2 separate regions of the Homo sapiens genome follow, and region 1 is linked to region 2. The links are chromatin loops, found by intact Hi-C in ENCODE. Cell type or tissue: sigmoid colon. All regions are shown on one strand. Each heading gives the region's core, and the rest is flanking DNA. Links, peaks and the distances in the headings are about the cores only. Region 1 overlaps LARGE1 (LARGE xylosyl- and glucuronyltransferase 1). Region 2 overlaps LARGE1 (LARGE xylosyl- and glucuronyltransferase 1).

Region 1 (5,374 bases), core at 231-5,230, 97 kb before region 2:
CAAAAGCTTAGCACAACACCTGTGCATAGCACATAGGAAGTTGTCAATAAATATGTATTATTAGATGCAAGGACAGATGGATGAATAGTCTGAATTTCCAGAGAGGTGTGGGCCTCACATTCTGCATGTCTAAACCAGCACTTTCCAATGGAAATATTATATAATGCTAGTTAGCCACATGTATAGTTTTTCATTTTCTAGCAGCCACATTTTAAAAAGAGCTAACAGGTGAAACTAATTTAAATAATATACCTTATTTCCTCCAATGTATGAAAATATTATTTCAACATATCATCAATATAAAAATAACCAATGAGATATTTTATAGTTTTCCATACTAAATATTCAAGATCAGATGCATATTTTACACTTAAGTACATCTCAATTGGGGTGCTAAATTTTCAATGACTGAAGTGAAATAGTACCTCCAAAACCAGAAGCTTGTGTTAAAAAAAAAAACAAAAAAACTTTACACTGCTTCACTTTTTAGATGTAATAAAGATTTTACAATTTGCAGTTCAGTTCCTCAGTGGTACTAGCCACATTTCAAGCACTTGTAGTTATAGGCGGGTGTTGCTACCACCCAGGAGAGCACAGAAAAAAAACTACAGTAGTCTGCATGCAACAGACACCAGATCTCTCACTCTGAACAAGACACAGCATGGGGGATGGGAAGAGAACTAACATTTATTATGACAAAATTATAAAACTTTTCAACCCATTATCTCATGGAATATGTAACAATCCTATAAAATAGGTATTGCTGTTTTCACGTTTGCAGGTAAAGAAATTGGTTGAGAGAGTTTACACTGACCAAGATCATATAGCTAGCAAGTGCTGGTCAGGATCTGAACCAAGGACTGGCTGAACCCAAAGCCATAGCCCGATACTCTTGGTCCCACAGTACTCTCTGGACCTCCGCTGAAGGCAACAAAATCTCCCTCTTGACTCCCCAGAAGCAAATTACATAAGGCACATGAATCCAAGATTCTACCATGGTGTGGTGGTTCTCATATTGTTCACAAATATCAGCTCTTCAGCTCTGAGCACATCAAGGTAGAACTTCTCTGCCCCAGAACAGCCATGGGACCTACTCTGGCCAATGAAATACGAATGCATGCAACTCACTGCAAGCTTTAAGAACCATTATGCGCCCTTTTCTCTCTATCTTAAGGACTAGCAAGAGTACTGATAGAGACTGCCTCACTATCAGGATCCCAGAGTGAAGACAGCATGCAGCAGTGCCATGAGTAGCCTGTGATGGACTTGTAGTACAGGGTGAGGGATGAATTTCTTTTTTTTTTTTTTGAGATGGAGTCTTGCTCTGTTGCCCAGGCTGGACTGCAATGGTGCGATCTTGGATCACTGCAACTTCCGCCTCCCGGGTTCAAGCAATTTCCCTGCCTCAGTCTCCCAAGTAGCTGGGACTACAGGTGTGCGCCACCGTGCCTAGCTAATTTTTGTATTTTTAGTACAGACGGGGTTTCACCATGTTGGCCAGGATGATCTCGATCTCCTGACCTTGTGATCTACCCGCCTCGGCTTCCCAAAGTGATTTTTTTGTTCTATGCGAGATTTGTTACTGCAGCATAACCTAACCTGCCCCCGACTCATATAAACATGATTAATGCGTGAGTGGAAGATGGGTAAATTGGGTGTTCAGGGAAAAGTGGGTGATTCTGAGCTCTTGCTTATGTTAACTGCAATAACCCTGCAGTCTGCTCCTCCATAAAGTCAGTCAAAAGGCTATTAGACCACCAGCTGTGGTGGGGTCTGGTTTCATCCCTACTGGTATTACTGTATTTCTTACAAATAGCTCATTAAGGCAATTATCAGTCATTAGCACAGTAGCCTGAGCAACAGTACAAGCACACACATTAATAAAACATAATTTAGCAGAGCAAGTAAAGACATGAACAAACTAGGCTCCCTTGTGGGACGCTCGTGGCTGAAGAGAATTTCCACTACACTAAAGCCAGGCACTCTGGAGAAGTATGCCAATCTCAGCACCTCTTAAGTGATCATTTGCATGAGCTTCAGTTCAACCAACAAAACCTGAGTCTTGAAGGATTACTAGGAGTCTGACAGGGAGAAAAAGTTAACAGCTTTCCAAGGAAAAAAAGATTTCCCAAATATTCGCAACGTGGAAGAGCATGCTGTATTTAGGAAGTGGTAAAATCATGATTTGGTATATAGAGGTGGGGCCCAAGACCAGGAAAGAAGGCCAGAGCCCAACTGGGAACAGCTTTATTACGTCACGGTAAATTGTTCAAACTTTTTCTAGAGGCAAGAAGAAGTAATCAAAGAGGCTCTAGCAGGGAATGTCATGAGCTGCTCTGAGCCTTAGAAAAGTCATTCTGGCAGTATAAGAATGATGGATTAGGAGACACAGGAAGGAGGAGGCCGGAGCATCAGCTAGTGAAATACTTCAGGCCAGGGATAATGGGAGCCCAGCCCAGAACTGTGACAAATGGAAAGAAAAAGACCAGAACACAGGAAATGGGCTGACCCGGGCTTAGCGCTCAATTGCATGACCTAAGTAAGAGAGGAACAAGGAAAGGGGAAATTGGCTACAGAAAGTCTCTAAGGATGACTGAGATTTCCACCTTGGGTATATAACAATGCATTAAAAGGGACTACTGGAAACTAATTTGACAGGTTCAACCCAGGTGGCAAATGCAGAAAACGATTAACAACATGTACACACAGACATTAAAAACTCATTTATTTTCCCACTCAAGGGCACTTAATAGCTAAGGTTCCAGGAGCACATGCCCCAAAGGGCTGGACCATGAAGTTAGGGCTATGCTAAGCTCCAGGTATGCTCTAAAACATATTGGGAATTGTGCCTGGCCTCCCCTGCCTTCTCACGGTTCTGACACAGCATCTCACCTGCCCAGAACTTGTGACAGTCACTTGGCTTCATTTTGGACGAGGCTCTTTTTGACATGTAATGTCTTCTATTCGTTACTTCCCCCAGACACATGCACAAGTGATGACTCTCTCTTTGCATACTGCGGTGCCTTTTCTCTTCATTCAGGTCTCCTAGGAAAACTGAGATTCAAACCAGAGCCTCCTGCTGTGCATTTTCCAGCCAGGGTGCATTGTCATCAGTGAGGCCTCACTCAATCACACATTCATCTTTGATCCGCCGGGTTGAAGGCACAGATGGCGCAGGCCTCACCAGGCCATCCTGTCCATCTATCAGTCCCTCTGCAATGATCCCCTTGGGGTTCTGGGCTATTACCAAGTTTCCCTTTGTGTGGATATTTCATTCCATAAGCACAGTCAAGCCTCAACAGCTGTCCAGGCCAACAAAGATCAAGAAGTTTCTTCACAGTTTATTTGCTCATTCAACACACAGGTACTATGCCCTGACAACACGCCAGGCCCTGTGCTAGACAATGAAGCACAGAGATGAAAACTGTCTGTCCTTCAAGAAGTCCATAGCCTCCTCAAGGAGACAAAGATATTAAAAGACAAATAAAACAGAGATAATTAATGCAACTAGCACTGTTTGCTTTCTGGTTTTCTCCTATTAGGTGGTACCAAATTGGCATATGAATACAGACTATTCTCTTAGTATTGGTTTAAATGGTGGTATGAAGTACATCTACTGCATTAAGAAGTGCCACTCTAGGCCGGGCGCAGTGGCTCACCCCTGTAATCCCAACTCCTTTGGGAGGTCAAGGCAGGTGGATCATCTGAGGTCAGGAGCTCGAGACTAGCCTGGCCAACATGGCAAAATCCCGTCTCTAGTAAAGATACAAGATCGTGCCATCACTCCAGCCTGGGCAACAAGAGCAAAACTCCGTCTCAAGAAAAAAAAAAAAAAAAATTAGTGCCACTCTAAGAATCAACAAGCTTCCCCAGGCAAGACTGTCAAGCCCTAGTCCTGAGAAGCTTGTGGAAATAAATCAGGATTGTATGCTCTTTTGTTCATCTCCGATAGTCAAATGCCACAAGACCAGAAACAAAACATAGTTCCAGCAATGTCCCACACACACATCTTGGTGGAGGACAGATGTGTCTGACATCTGGGATCTCTTCTGCTCAACGGCCCACCAGATACATAAAACAGAATTGAGAATGGTGACCATCCATCTTCAGAAATGTTGAAGTCTTACTCATTCCCATTTGGACACAACCATTGAGGAACAACATACAGCTTCTGTTCGGCCTCGGCTGTGGGCTCGATGACAAAACACTACTGCAGGATGTTCCATCTTTTCTGCCTAGTAAAGATCTCATGGTGAAATCCATCTTCACAGTGAAGACAGGAAGCCCAGGTACCCTTGAACTCCATCCTTTTCTCCATCTTGACTGGTATCTCCAGTTTTTCCCAAACTCTTGCATTCTACGATGCTCCCAACTTCAGCCTTAAATACCTTATAGGAAAATCTCCACATAAGAACAAACGTCACATTAGAACAACTCAATGAACACTGAACAAACATGCAAGGAGGGAAACAATTATTTACTGAGTGTTTAAATCATGCCAGAGATACTCCACACTCTTGCAACAAGCCTAAAACGTAAATATTAATTTTTCCTGTTTAGAGAAAAAACTTTAAAAAGCATCACTGAAGTTAACTTACGTATCTCGATGGGGGAAGAAAGACATGCTGAGGCCAAGAGTGTAAATCATATCTCGTCTCCAAAATTAATATCCTTTCCATGACATAGTATTCACTCTTGTTCGACCATTTCAAATTCCAGAATGCTCTCCAAGAAAGGCTAGTCAGATGGACTGTCAACCTCTTCTAAGTGCCTCTATCACTCAAATCATTCTCTTCAACCTGACCTCGCCCCTGAAAATCTATCCCTAAAGCTAAGACACTGAGCACATGTCAGGCAAGCAAATGATGCTTTTCCAACAGTCCCCAATAGGGCCCAACAGGGTCAAATACTTTGGTTCCTGACATATCAGTAACAATAATAATGACTGTGATGGTTAGTTTTATGTTTCAACTTGGCTAGGCTATGGTCCCCAGTTACTTAATCAAACACTGTCCAGGTGCTCTGGTAGTTATTTTGTAGATGTGGTTAATATCTACAATCAGTTGACTTTAAGTAAAAGAGTCTATCCTCAATTGTATTGATGGGCCTCATCTAATCAGCTGAAGGCCTTAAGAGGAAAAACTGAGTTTTCCTGGAAGAGAAATTCTGCCTCTGCCTCAGGACCACAGCTTCATTTTCTGCCCAAGAGTCCAGCCTGCCAGTGTAACCTACCCACAACTTTGGACTTAGCCCTACGATCACATAAGCTAATTCCTTAAAATCAAGGTATATGTGTGTGTGTGTGTGTGTGTGTGTGTTTATACAACTACACCATCCTATTGGGTCATTTCTCTGGAGAACCCTGACTGATACT
Region 2 (5,374 bases), core at 280-5,279:
GGCAACGGAGCGAGACTCTGTCTCAAAAATAAATAAATTGATTAATTAAATAAAAATAAAAATAAACAAAATGAGGGAGGATAACCATGAAAGGAGGATTGGGAGAACCGTGGACCAGACAGGGATCATCTCAGGCTGATCAATTTCAGGGAAGGGCACATATGTGAGGCTGGAGATGTGAAAATTTATTTTCTTAGAAGTATCCACATCTGCATACTCCATGAAAAGTCTTCATGTATTTCCCAGGGGTATGTATATTTCCAGTATTAGGACACCTGGGTTGTTGGATTATAGGACAGAGATTAAAAGCAAATATTCTGAAAACAAAATTCATTTCCAGTCTCTGGGCTTTATTGCTTGAGCAAATAACCTCTCCAAGCCTCAGTTTCCTTAGCTGTAAAATGAAACTACTCAGCTTAGAGAGCTGTCAAAAGGCATAATACTTGTAAAGCACACCTCAGTACCTTTTCTTACAAACTGCTAAGGAAGGGGCCTTTCCTATCCCATTCATTGGCTGCCATCTCTCTTAACTGTCAGAGCCCAAATTTCCTATGAGAGAAAAGTGCAAGGTAGACAGAAAACTCCTGAAAAACTGCCTCAGGTGATTAGTGGGCAACCATTTGCTTTTACCTTCAGGGCCTCTGCAAATTTTCTGAGATCTCTGGACAGGGCTAAGAAGAGAAAGACTGGCCTCTTCTTCATCCCCAGGAGCCCTTGGTTTCCTGGTTAACCAAGCACAATTACTCTAAGGTGGGGAAGGCAAAGAGATGAAGGGAAAGGGAATGAAGCAACTCTAAATAACTGAGTGCTTTCTCAACATAATACACACATTAACAAATTTAATGAGCTCAAAAATGCTGTATTTCCAAAGGAGTTATAGATAATTCCAAGCAGAAGAAAAAGGAAAATGGCAAAAGCTAAGACCCAGAACAAGCACCCCTTGGTATGGATTAAATCAGACCACTACTGGAGAAGCAGTAGGGCTTCCTGAACCATATAACCAACACCACGTGCCAAGTGCAAGTTCATAAAGTTTTGCTAGTGCCTGGATCACACAAACCTTCTGATAAGCCCAGGGCTCCTCTGTCACTCCTCTGTGATTTGCTAAGCAAACCTATTCATGCAGCACTCACGCCTGGCTTACAAGGGCAGTGCCATAAAAACCCAAATGGACCTCACGAATACTAGAGGCAATACTAAATATTCTAACATAAACATGTGGTTATGTGGAGAAGAGTCTTTAGGCACTGCTGCTAAGCTCCTGTACAAATTTATTCGATCCTCCCTAGCCAGTCCCCATCACCGTCTGATAATTTCTCCATCAATTATGACTGCCATTCTGCATCTGGCTCTTTAAATGGGGAATACTATTAAACATAAAAGGTACAAGGTTCTTCAAGTCCTCCTACCTGCTAATCCTCCACTTCAATACTCAGCCCTTGAGAGCTTGTGTGAAGACATTTCTTTTTTTTTTTTTGAGACAGAGTCTCGCTCTGTCACCCAGGCTGGAGTAGCGCAGTGGCGCGATCTCGGCTCACTGCAACCTCCGCCTCCCGGGTTCACACCATTCTCCTGCCTCAGCCTCCTGAGCCTCCTGAGCCTCCTGAGCCTCCTGAGTAGGTGGGACTACAGGCGCCCGCCACCACGCCCGGCTAATTTTTTTTTGTATTTTTAGTAGAGACCGGGTTTCACCATGTTAGCCAGGATGGTCTCAATCTCCTGACCTCGTGATCCACCCGCCTCGGCCTCCCAAAGTGCTGGGATTCCAGGCGTAAGCCACCGTGCCCGGCCTGTGTGAAGACATTTCTAGGTCTGCAGTGATGACTAAGATGCATTCTACCTCACCAGCACCACCAGATTTCCTGAAGGCATCAGTGTACCCCAGGAATGCCCAATGGCCATTCTGGTCATTGGTGAGAGGGGGAAGGTTTTCTTTAGATTCCGGAATACTTTGAGAGGCTAATTCACATCAACCCATCCACCACTGCAGCACAGTATGACACTCGAGGTTTCATCAGAAAGGGTTACATTATGCCTGGCCAGCAAATTCACTGAAATCTAAAACGACAACAACAACCATTTATTGTATTGACTGCATGTTCCAGGCATACGGTAAAACCTAGAAGATCCCCTGAGATGCAGTTTTACTGAAAGGCTCCCGCTCTCTAGCAAAACAGTCAGGTTACGGCGCAGAAAGTGCAGCTGCAGAAGTCAGACTGAGGTGCAGATGCGGTTCAGTGCTCAGTACCAGGAAAAGCTTAAGAGGCAGGACTACCTGAGCTGGGTTCTGAAGGAAAAACACAAGTGTCCCAGGCAGATAAAGAAGGAAAGAGCTTACCGGGCAGGAGGGGTATGTGCACAGCTTGACAGGTCTAGGGGGAAAAAAATCAGTAAAGAAGAAAATGATTAAGTTACAGATTGATGATGCATGAAATGGGGGGTGGCCAGGGGTGGGGGGTGAGACTGCAGAGAAAGGCAGGGCTGGTTCATAACAAGCTTTGTGCGTCCCAATATGACAGCTGAAGTTTTCCAGGGGCTGATGGTGAGCCAGTGAGGGTAAGTACACAGAACATCCTAGAGAAACCCTCATTCCTTAAAGATTAAAAATAAAGACTTGCTGTCTGTAAGGGATTGGATTATCCTATTTGAGAAATTCTGTTATCCAGAATGGCTTACCCCACAATGCTGAAAAGTGTGTACCGTAATCTCAAAGCAAGCTCCTCCTCAGACAGAGAAACACCAGCCGTCACAGGAAGCAAAGAAATTGGCTTCACTTTTAAGGTGAATCCAGAACCCAGATGTCAGAGCTCCAAGCACTTTGCTCTCAGCTCCACGCAGCTGCTTTAGGAGCCACTCATGAGGAAAAGAAGAATTTTCTCTATTATACCCCTTATTGGGTGCCATCCAAGGCTAGGAAAAAGGTTGTTCTATAACCCTGAGCCCATTTGAACAAACCCCCAATAAGAGAGGCCCCGAAAAGTGTATTTTCACCAAAGCTCTACCCCAAGCCAAGCCAAAGGAGAAAGCGCTATTTTAAGACTTGCTGCTTGTGTCACGAGTGGACTTTATTCCAACAAGGCCATATTACAGTGGGCAATGAAAGCCATCTCAGACTTCCATATCAAGCAAATGTTTGTGAGCCAGTGATTCAACAGAGAAAAATTCACAAGCCTCCCTGGGCTTCTGTCCTCCTGTAACAGTTCCAGCCTGGCGGCCCTTAGAACTTCATATATGAACTGGTACAAAATCCTGTCCAGCTGTCTCCCAGCCTCCATCTCTCCCCGCTTCAATTTGTCCCAGGCACGATGCAGGTGCACCTTCCAAAACCAGGGCCTTTAGCACACCACATCCCCCTGATGAAAAGTCACCCTGCCTTCCCAAAGCCCACAGCCCCTAACTCACCAACTTCTTCTTTTGTTTTTTTTTTTTTGTTTTTGTTTTTGTTTTTGAGACGGAGTCTCGCTCTGTCATCCAGGCTGGAGGAGTGCAGTGGCATGATATCGGCTCACTGCAAGCTCTGACTTCCGGGTTCACGCCATTCTCCTGCCTCAGCCTCCCGAGTAGCTGGGACTACAGGCGCCCGCCACCACGCCCAGCTAATTTTTTGTATTTTTAGTAGAGACGGGGTTTCACCGCGTTAGTCAAGATGGTCTCGATCTCCTGACCTCATGATTCGCCCGCCTCAGCCTCCCAGAGTGCTGGGATTACAGGCATGAGCCACCACGCCCGGCCTAACTCACCAACTTCATCTGCAACTCCTTGCTAACAGAAACCCAAGCTGGCTTCCTCTCCAACCCAAAAAATATATTTGTGCTTGCCAAACTACCCTCCCTTAATCCTTCCATTCAGATTTTAACTGTCTTGTATCCAAAGACCCAACTCAAGTCCCACCCCTCCTTTGAGTTTGAGAAGCTAAAGGAAGCTCCCACCTCTGACTTCCCATCCGTGTTCAGCCACCACAGTGCACACATCCATTCACTACACTGCTACCTCCTTTCTATTGTTGCTCGTAACTGTTCATTTAATCTTCTATTGTTGCTTAACTTATGACACATTTTTTGCAAGCTCTCCAACTATGTCCCTCGAGGGCAGGGACAGGAAGCTCTGAATTTAATATAATAAATGTTGAGTGGAGGAGTCGTAAGTACTAAGAGCTTCGCAAGGTGCTTTCATAGATATAAGGATGGGTGTAACGTACTCACAGCCTCTAATACCTAAGTGAAGGAATAAGAATTAAAGTATGTAGATACTGACAATGCCTAGTTGAAGATGGCCAAGCACAGCCTTTGATTTGGTTTGCTGTTTGGTGACGCCTCCTCCTACCCTATCCTCCCATCTCCTAATCACTAAGACCCAAATCTAATATTCTCATCTTGACTTCTTCAAGCAGAATGCTACCCAACACACTGTCCTCTGGGCCCTTTGACTTTCACTCATCCCCTTACGAGACTCTTCCTCCCTCACCAAGACGAGGCTCCTGAATGGACGATGAGTAACTCTGCACCTCTGTGTTCCGCTGTCAAGCCAGGACCTGCACACAGTAGGAGCTTGATCAACGTTGGCTGAGCAAGTGAAGGAAACCCCACAAAGAGACAGTGTCACAGAGCCTACAGTCAGGAACGATTTCAGCCAGAGACAAGAGAGAGGATGGGGGGTTGGATCCAGCAAAAAAAGCAGCGTAACAAGGCCACTCAAGTGGGAAAACAAGTGGCATTTTTAGGTGAAGCCTAGTAGGCTAGGAACAAAGAAAACCTGGAGAGGAGTCCTAGGAAATACAGCGAGGTCAGAGAGGCAGGGAAGCCAGGGGCAAGGTCGGTCCTGGAACAACAAACTGAGGAGTCTGAACAGCTGCGAGTTGAGTCCTGGCTCCTTCTTCATGGCTGTGGGCCTTGCACAAGCGTCAGTTTCCACATCTGTGAAGTGGGAGAGTGAGCACATCCCCCTCCCAGGGTTGCTGTGAGAATGAAATAACAAAAATGACCGAATGAGAGAGTGCCTGGCACAAAAGAAACACTGGAAGAACGTGCTTTGGGTGCAGATTGGATGGAAGCAGAGCATGCTGCAGAGAAGGGAGAGCTGAGGACCAGGGAGCCTAGGTTCTGGTTCCACCTCCCCTCTGAATAATCATCTTGACCTCCCTTAGGTCTGGCCTTAGTTTCTACGGATGTAAAATGAAGGTGTTGGTCTAGTGGGGCTCCAAGGTCTCTTCCAGCCTTGGTAGTCTCTCAATACAGTAGCTCTGCCTTACAGACGGAAGGCATCAGAGAGTGCTCTTGTAACTGAGAAACCCAGCAGAGAGGGAGTCATATTGGGAAATGGGTAAAGACACCAATATGGTCGAGGAGAGTTCTTCCTGCTGGGGACCAAGTACTGA

Evidence for each region. Peaks named below come from ENCODE experiments on the same cell type or tissue, not always from the same donor. Only the 100,000 strongest peaks of a DNase experiment are listed, where the experiment ranks them.
Region 1: it touches region 2 in a loop (2.8-fold over the local background); 4 of 110 quality-filtered maps call a loop at or near these places.

The regions. Positions count from the first base shown.
Region 1 is chr22:33,809,434-33,814,807 of GRCh38, forward strand. All of the region lies in intron 1 of LARGE1 (LARGE xylosyl- and glucuronyltransferase 1), which reads right to left. Among named protein-coding and RNA genes, the nearest start is that of LARGE-AS1, 87 kb to the left of the region's middle. In sigmoid colon, for the core only: no CTCF peak of the experiment used is centred there; a DNase peak (open chromatin) is centred at 2,468; H3K27ac peaks cover 706 bases.
Region 2 is chr22:33,906,106-33,911,479 of GRCh38, forward strand. The region is part of intron 1 of LARGE1 (LARGE xylosyl- and glucuronyltransferase 1); the gene reads right to left. Among named protein-coding and RNA genes, the nearest start is that of LARGE1, 12 kb to the right of the region's middle. In sigmoid colon, for the core only: no CTCF peak of the experiment used is centred there; DNase peaks (open chromatin) are centred at 2,521 and 3,206; H3K4me3 peaks cover 717 bases.